Linked DNA regions of Mus musculus: region 2 is linked to region 1. The links are chromatin contacts, found by POLR2A ChIA-PET in ENCODE. All regions are on one chromosome and are shown on one strand. Each heading gives the region's core, a stretch centred on a gene start or an enhancer-like site at or near the end of the contact. The rest is flanking DNA. Distances are from core to core; before and after follow the strand shown. Region 1 overlaps Pdlim4 (PDZ and LIM domain 4). Region 2 holds the start of P4ha2 (procollagen-proline, 2-oxoglutarate 4-dioxygenase (proline 4-hydroxylase), alpha II polypeptide).

Region 1 (4,137 bases), core at 1,266-3,765:
TCCTTCCGTGGACCTTGTAACGAACGCTGAGTATCCCGTCGTCATGAAGGTGCTGTGGTGAACACTCAGCCCTTTCCTGGGCTTAGGCTCTGCCTTTTTAATCAGTTCCCACTAGCAGTTGGCTTAATTCTGGCTGAGTGAGAGCTTCATCCGCCTTCCCTGCCTGGGCCCAGAGGACATAACTCAGTTTTGCCACATTCACTGCTAACGGGGACTTTCCACGACCCCCCGTGGATCTGTGTGGGCGAAACCATCCCCAAACCACAACACAGTTAACCCATGCCTGATTGATCCATTGGCTCGGAGCTTTTAAACACAACGAGAAACGTTATTAGGTAGCCCCTGTTTGTGCCTGGCCCGTAGCCAGGTCCCTGTTGGGCTCAGGAATCTTGGACATGCCCTTGGCACTGAGCAGCCCAGCTGCAAGTCTTTATTCCATTGGGCACACAGCAAGGACGCCTCAGCTTCATCTAGACCCTTCTATCTTAGGTACCCACAAGGGCTCTATGAGCCTGGGTTTCTTTCCCATACATCCAGTTCCTTACTCTCTGCCAGACTGCGGCATGGCTGGTTAAGGAAAGCTTTGCCCGCAAGTAGCCTCTGAGGCCTCCCAGCTTGGCTGGGTTCCTGGGCCCTGACTCACCTCTGGCTTTGTTCTCTAGCTAAATGAGGGCAGCCCTAGGGATGGCAGAGCTGTGAGGAGGCTCAAAGGGTCCTGAGTCAGGAGATTCCCAGAGAGAATGATGTCAGGGATGGTAGCAGGGTGGAGGTCCCCTTTCCTTCCTTCCTTCCTTTCCTGGTCATTTGTTCCGATCTAGGCATGGATGGAGCCAGAAGGCCACTGCTGTGTTGCATTTTGGGAATTACAGCCCCAGCATGCAGTGTGGCCACGGGACAGATGAGTGTCCATGGTCCATGTCACAGTGCCGTCTGACTTCCAACAAGTGCTTTATGCAGACCCCAAACCTCTCCAATCCTAAATCAAGGGCTGCCTTGTGACCTTGACACTGAGTAGTAAGGAGGTGCCAGGCTCTCTCAGTCAGAATGACACCCTAAGACTCTCCCTCCCTCCACCATCTCCAGTCCTCCCTCACACACCAGACTTGGGGCAATTTGACCACGTGGCCACCTAGACTAGACCCTCAACCCAACCCTCTTTCTACTGGGCTCCCTTACAGGCCTCTGTCTCTGCTCCCTGTTCAGCCCACTCCTCAAGGCTTATGCCTGGGCCCCAGACACATCCTCCACCTCTTTAAGAGGCTCTGCTGAGGGCCAGCCAGCCTAATGACCTGGCTAGAGTGAGGGACTTGGCATTCTTAGAACAGCTTCCCTGCCTCTGGTGCCCCACTGATTCTCCCACAACCTGAGATATGCAGGAAAGGCTTTGTTTCCTTCTAGACTTATTTTCTATGGGGCCAAAGTCAGGCTTCCAATAGTTCAAGTCAGATCCCATTGTACTGTAGATCAGGACCTTCCTCCTATCAACCACAACACTGCCATGATAGTCTTTATTGCCATCGCTTGTTGCTTTGCATAGCCCAACCTTTGCTTCTCCTTTTGTTTAAACAAGCTTACTACTCACCCGAGGAGCCCTGAAGGAGAGCCCACTACATGACTAAGCCCTCCGTTCTTATCTGACATCTTAGGCCACTCTCATGGCCCTTAGACCACAGGTTTGTGCCATTCTTGGGCAGGTATTTAGAAAAGCATCCAGACAGGGCATCCCTGGTGTGTCATGACTAGAAGTCAGAGCAAGTAGAAGACATGGTTGGAGATATTTTAAAGGGGTCACTCGGGAACCTAGCTGTGTGGCTAGAGCCAGGGCTGTGAGGAAAGGATTGGGCCCCAGAAGACTGTGGGCAGTGTGAACAGAGATGAAAGCACAGAATCCATGTGGACGTAGTGTCAAATCACCGAGCCATTGCGCTGGGTATGGTGGCACACTGGGGAGCAGAGGTAGGTGGGTCTCTTTAAGGTCAAGGCCAATCTAGTCTACATAGTGAGTTTCCAGGACACACAGGACTACATAGAGAGACCTTGCCTCAATCAATCAATCATCAATCAATCAATCTTCCCTGAAAAGGAGGCATGAGTGAGCTTCAACCCCAGTCATAAGACTTTGAGAGGCCTCAGGAGGCCTCTTGGTTAAGGAACATTATTTCCACACTCTAACCAGCCTTATTATACATCGCCTGCCAACCCAGGGTCCACACACCCTCCTGGCTTGCCTTCCATAGAGCTACTGAGTGGCAGGGCTGGGCCCACAGCCTTTAGGCCTGCCCGTCCTGCTTATGGCAGGTTTACGATGTTTTTCTCCCTCCTGAGTGGTGTTTGGCTTTTGGTTTCTATGGCGAAGCAGGAATTTCCTAATGGCCTGTTTCCCATCTGGGCTGGGCAGACCTCAGTGATGACTCTGCCTGAGTGGGTGGAGGCAGCAGGACGGGAGGTGCTCCCCCACAGCCTCCATTTCACCTCCCCGAGAGCCACTCAGGCCCCGGCCAGAGGCTACGGAGGTCAGAGGATGAGCCGACTGGCTCCCACTGGCTCCCGGCTTATCCATGTGTGAGGCCTGGCTTGCCTTGCTGTGCCCTGAGCCTCCTGGAGTGGAGTTTCTGCAGGCCACCATGAGGGAGGAGAATGTCTGAGGTGCAAGCCCTCTCCTGCAAGGTCTTTAGGAATGAGACCAGAAAGGCACCAGGCCACTGGCAGGAAAGGGAGCACAGCTCTGCCCCAGGAGGGTGACGACCTGAGCTGTGGCTTCTTGCTTCAGCAGACAGCACCATGCTAAAGAGAGGGGGAATGTTGGATATTTCTCTTCTCCCCCAGCTCTGGTTTCAGGCATGGGATGGAGACTAATAAGCAGACATATCTCACTATCCCAATTCCTGCCACAGGCCTGAGAATAAGAACTGGCCCAGTGCTCCTGATGACAAGGCTCAAGCACATAGGATCCACATTGACCCTGAGTCCCAGGTAGGTATAGACACTGCTCACCTGGCCCAGCTAGCTCAGAGTGAACCCAGGACAAGAGGCAGGCATGGCCAACAGACTTCAGTGAAATTCTCACACTGATGGTCAGACAGCCAGGGTATACTGAAGTAGACAGCTCCTCTAGGACATGCCTGCTTCTATCCCTTGCCCTGGAGCCCCTGCAGTGTGCTTGACCCAACTCCAGGCTAGCCTGCATTCTTGGCTAGGGTGCCTGGGATGGGATGGGGCTGGGCTAGGTCTTGGCTCAAGATCTCTCCACACAGAGCTGAAGTTTACTCCCACACCCAGAGAGACCCAATCAAAAAGAAGTCAGCAGGCTTAGAGAGAGATGAGGGTAGGCAGGTGGCTGTGAGGAATCAGGCTGTGGCCATTCCTGTCTTGCACGACCCTCATGCACTCTAAAGCTGGAGAGGTCCCTTTTCATGTCCCAGAGGAGTTGCAGCTGTCACACTGTCCTCAAGGAGAGAGAGCAAACCTGGCTGCACTGAGTTCTCATGAGAAGAGAAGCCAAGTGCACCAAATTCCAGATACCTAGACCATGCTCCACATCCCTGGACAAGGTCACTCCTGGGCTAATCTGTGATGTAGCTTGAATCCAGAGTACTCAGTATGAGAGGTGTGGCTTCTGGGCCTGCTCTTGTCTGCTCTCTCCACATGGAAGAAAAAGGACCAGGACAGAGAGACATTTCAATAAGAAGTCAGAGAGGGCTCTCCAGAGGAAGGAGATTCAAGTCCAAACCTTAGGACCCAGACAGAGCGGGTAGGAAGAGGAAATGCACCCCACAAGCACCTGAAGCCCAGGGGTGCGTGTGCTTTGAGATCAGAGCAGTGACAGGGGAGGTTGGTGAAGGCAGAGGGTGAGCTGATTTGTCCCAGACTTCAGCTCATCCCGGGAAACATTTGGATCTTAGTAGCTTGCTTTGTCTGAGGCCCTTCAGGCAGGGAGAAGAGAACAGATTTGGCAGAAGGAAAAAAAAAAAAAAAACAGGCAACAGGGAGCAGAAGGCGGGCGGGCTGTTCCTGTGAGACGCCTGGCTCCTCTCAGCATCAGTGCTGAAAGGGACAGGGCAGAGACTAGTTGGGAGCGGAGGGAGTCACCAGGGACTCAAGGCCAGTGGGCTCCAGGGGGCTCCCCTGTGGCGTTTG
Region 2 (4,489 bases), core at 959-3,458, 41 kb before region 1:
AGACAAGGAAGCCCTCAATTCCCTCACTCCACGCAGTCCCCAGAGCTGCAGGGCCTCAGTCTCCCTCTGATGAGCACCCACACTAGGGCTCCTCCCTAGGCTCTAGGCAGCTGCCAGGGCTAAACAGCGATCTCAGAGAGATTATGAGCTGCCTGTGGGCAAAAAGAGCTCCTCCCCCACCGCCTGTCTTCTCCCTCATTCAAGCCCCAGGCCCAGTCTAGTCAGATATGAAGCACATGCAATTCAAGGAACAACCCACAGTCCATTGTACGCAGTCCAATCTATAGATAAGTAAGTCTCTCTGCAGAGCCTGTGACAATGTGGAGGGACTCCCAAAGGTCACACACAATGCTTCAGTTGAGTTGTCACCATATCTGCCTGCTGAGCTCTGACGGTAATAAGGAGGATCAATATGACAGAATCTTCAGGCTAGGGCCTCCAGCCAACTCACTCCATCAAGCAATGTGGCTTCACTGGCTGGGCCACACAGTGGACAAGCTCGTGTGAGGACAAGAAGGCCCAAGAAGAAAAGAATCCCAAGGTCAAACATTCTGTACATGGAGAGGAGCCGAGAGGCTGGCCTTGAGGCACACACAGAACCATATCGAGAGACTACACCCTGGACACTTCAGAGGCAGTGGAGATACACGCCAGAGGAAAGCCTGGTCAATTTAACAGGGCACTCAACCATGGGCTGACTTGGATGTGATATAAATTCAGAACAAGCAACAACTTGCAAAATCACCCTATAAATTTTGAGCTAGACAATAGACCTCTGCAAAGCTGAGAACGTTTGAGGATGTCAGAAGCTACAAAGTGGTGCACTGGGACCCTGCTCTTAGTTCCAGGAAGCTCTTCCATCAGGAGGGATAAGGTGTCAGTAACGAGATGGCCTGCATTAAGAAGCAAAATCCTTAAAGTGTCATTCTTCAGGGTAAGGATCCACTGTGTGGCCCAGTCAGGGAAGCCACGTCGCAAGGATGGAGTGAGTTGGCTGGAGGCCTTTCCCCAATGATTCTCTTGTACTGAGACTCCTTAGCGCGTTGAGAGCACAGCAGAGTTGCTGTAGGGGGCAATTCAATGATCTCCTTCAGCATAGTAAATGACACATTAGAATACAGATGACAGGAAGACCCACCTGTACTTCCCAGTAAAATCCTGCGACAGAAGTACCCAGACCCATGCTCACCTTGCAAGGGCTCAGTGGACTTTCCTCATGCAGATCTCTCACTGCTTGTGGGTGGGGCCCTTGGACAGCTATTCCCTAAAGCGGCCCTTTTCCGTTACCTTGATTCCACTACTGTACCACAGACGTGATACTGGCCCAAGCTTGCGGCCACTCAGGGTGATTCCTCAGTCCAGGTTCCTAAGTGACCAATCCAGTTTACCGGAGCCTCCCACCCCAGCCCATGTCTCCTGCCCGGAAGCATCCAGACATCTACCAAGTCCACACAGCCCAAACTCCACACTAACTCAGTACTTACCTTGCTGATGCTCTGGACCTGAACTTTCTGAGTCTTCCCTTCTGCCTGCCTCAGTCCTTGAAAGTCTCCAGGCACAGAGAATGCTCTATTTGTTGAATCAGTCAGCCAATCGCCACCGGTCTCTGAAACTGCTCAGGGAAAACATCAGAGGTTCGACAAGGATGTCTTCTGACAGATAGGAGGAGAGTTTCTGATTTAAGAGCCCATAAAACTGGCAGCGACCAAGCTGGTCCTTGCCAGGGTTGGGAGCCAGGGGTCTTCCTCATCCTAAGCAGCGCCGCCTTCGGGGCCAGGCGGGCGCCTCCGCCTTAGATCGGGGGGCGACCCCGGGGTCAGGTCGCCCCTTCCCGGGAGCCCGCCAAGTGTCCTGTCCGGCCCGGCCTAACAGTACCGGCAGGAAGGGCACCGCTGACCTCACCGCCCTAACCCTGGGAAGGGACGCGGGCGGGACAGGAACCCAGGCGGGTGCAGAATCAGGGCGCCGGACGCGGGGCACGGGGCTGAGGGACCCCGGATCCAGCTCCCGGCTCCGCGCAGAGCAGAACGCACCGCCCGGCCACCGGGACCCGAGCCCAGCCCGGCGACGACCCTGCGGACCCGCGCTCACCTGAACACGCGCAGAAGCCGGCGTTTCCAGAACCTCCCGCGGCGTCGCCCCGGCGCTCTCGGCTCCGCCCTCGTCACAGTCTCCGCCCGCTTGAGCCTCCGCCACGTCCCCACCTCCCGCCCCCCGGGCCCGCCCGGGCCTGGCTCCGAGCCACTGGAGCCTTCGGGAAGGCCCGAGCCGCCACGCGCTGCACGTATGCGATGCACACCTCCTTGCGCCGCGTGGGACCGGCACCAGGGGCGGCGCCCCCATCCCAGCCTGCTCCAGCCCTCTGTGGTCCCACCACCCCCACATCCATTACCACCGGCAAATTGCAGGAGGCTGGCGTCACTAAGATCGGGAATTGAGTATCCTGGGAGGGGAGTGGAGGGAGGGAAAAGACAAGGGTCTGAGATGTCAGCGCACCTCATCTCTCCAGATGACCCATCTCCAAAGCCTAACTGCTTCTCTGAGGGGCTCAGGCTAGCCAGGCTTCGGCTCTTCTGTAAATGTGAGAAGTTGGCGTAGCCTGGAGCATCTCATCCTAGGGCCAACCTATGGCTTATAACACAGGCCAATGAGATTGGACACCTCAACCAGCTCTGTCTGAGACACACACAGTCAAGAAGACAGGGAAGCAACCGACCTCGATCTGAACTGAAGGATGCTCTGGCAGCTGAGCAGGTTCCCACGCCTGCCCTGTAAGCTTGCTTCTCCATGAATGAGGGGAAGCAGTCTGAGAATCTCATCAGGGAGCAGAGCCCAGAACGGAGATGCCCGGCCTGTGGGACTGTGCCTGGAGTTTGGTGTGGATTTCCCTATAATGGCATGGACCAGGCAGACGGCCCAGACTAGGAAAGACAGACACACAGAAACAACTCAGAAAATACTACCTGGCCACTTGTCCGTGTCTGTGGCAGCTACCAGCCAAGAGCCCAGTTGAAACCATGCACAAACCTTTCTGCATCTGCTATGCCACAGAAAGTACAGTTTGCCCAGATCCTCAGATCCTCCCCATGCCCGCCCACTTCTCTGTCCGGAGTGGTCCTCCTCCTCCTCCTCCTCCTCCTCCTCCTCCTCCTCCTCCTCCTCCTCCTCCTCCTCCCCCTCTCCACAGGATCTTTCCCATTGGCCTATAAATACCTTCAATCCATGGCTATGGAAACATAACCCTCACCCCACTCTACCACCCACTGTGCATCTCTCCTTGGCCAACCAAGCAAGCAAAGTCCATCTTCTTGGCCTATCTCTCAGACCTTCTAGCTCCACAACAGCCCCCAACAGTTACTGTATTATGTTTATTGCTTTACCGTTGTTAAATCACCCTTACATGGTGTATGCTCTTTTTTATTTTTTTTTAAATTATCTTTAATCTTTTTTTTTTTTACAGTCCAGTTGTTATCCCCCATCCATTCTCACCGCCAACAGTTCCTCATCCCATTTCTTGTCCCCTGTCTCCAAGAGGATGTCCCCACACCCCCACACAACCCCACACTCCACCAGGCCTCCCATTCCCTGGGGCCTCAAGTCTCCTCAAGAGTTAGGTGTGTCTACTAAGGCCAGACCAGGCTCTGCTGAATATGTGTCAGGGGCCTCAGACCCGCTAGTCTGTGCTGACTGGATAGTGCCTGTGAGATCTCAGGAGACCAGGTTTGTTGAGACTGCTGGTCTTCCTATGGGGTTGCCCTCCTCCTCAACTTCTTCCAGCCTTTCCCTAATTAAACCACAGGGGTCCCAAACTTCAGACCATTGGTTGGGTGTATCTGCTTCTTAGTCAGCTGTTTGTTGGGCCTCTCAGAGGATAGCCATGCTAGGCTCCTGTCTATAAGTACAACATAGCATCAGTAATAGTGTCAGCCTCCCCTTGAGATCTGTCCCAATTTGGACCTGTTACTAGCCAGCCTTTCCCTCAGTCTTTTCTCCAGTTTTGTCCCTGCAGTTCTTTTAGACAGGAATAATTCTGGGTCAGAGCTTTTGACCATGGGATGGTGTATTAGTCAGGGTTCTCTAGAGTCACAGAACTTATGGATAGTCTCTAGATAGTAAAGGAATTTATTGATGACTTACAGTCGGCAGCCCAATTCCCAACAATGGTTCAGTCGCAGCTGTGAATGGAAGTCCAAGGATCTAGCAGTTACTCAGTCTCACGCAGCAAGCAGGCGAAGGAGCAAGAGCAAGAGCTAGACTCCCTTCTTCCAATGTCCTTATATTGTCTCCAGCAGAAGGTGGAGCCCAGATTAAAGGTGTGTTCCACCACACCTTTAATCCCAGATGAAAGGCGTAGCCCAGATTAAAGGTGTGTTCCTTAAACTCGGAGATTCAATCTTCTGGAATCCATAGCCACTATGGCTCAAGATCTCCATACCAAGATCCAGATAAGGATCTCCAAGCCTCCAGATAAGGGTCACTGGTGAGCCTT

The links. ChIA-PET counts read pairs that join two places held with the same protein, here RNA polymerase II (POLR2A).
Region 2: POLR2A ChIA-PET joins it to region 1 with 11 read pairs in Patski. The contact joins the promoter of P4ha2 here to the enhancer-like site in region 1. POLR2A ChIA-PET finds 5 or more read pairs at or near these places in 3 of 5 experiments (Patski and embryonic stem cell).

Annotation. Positions count from the first base shown.
Region 1 is chr11:54,058,774-54,062,910 of GRCm38, reverse strand. It overlaps Pdlim4 (PDZ and LIM domain 4), which reads left to right. Exons shown (of 7, transcript NM_019417.3): 3 at 2,895-2,973. Among named protein-coding and RNA genes, the nearest start is that of Pdlim4, 8.2 kb to the left of the region's middle. RefSeq lists an enhancer at 3,496-4,137. Within about 2 kb of position 2,515, at least 2 of the 3 ENCODE cell types and tissues checked have a DNase peak (open chromatin) inside an H3K27ac peak, as active enhancers do.
Region 2 is chr11:54,098,643-54,103,131 of GRCm38, reverse strand. P4ha2 (procollagen-proline, 2-oxoglutarate 4-dioxygenase (proline 4-hydroxylase), alpha II polypeptide) reads right to left here and starts at 2,208. Exons shown (of 16, transcript NM_001136076.2): 1 at 2,092-2,208; 2 at 1,485-1,612.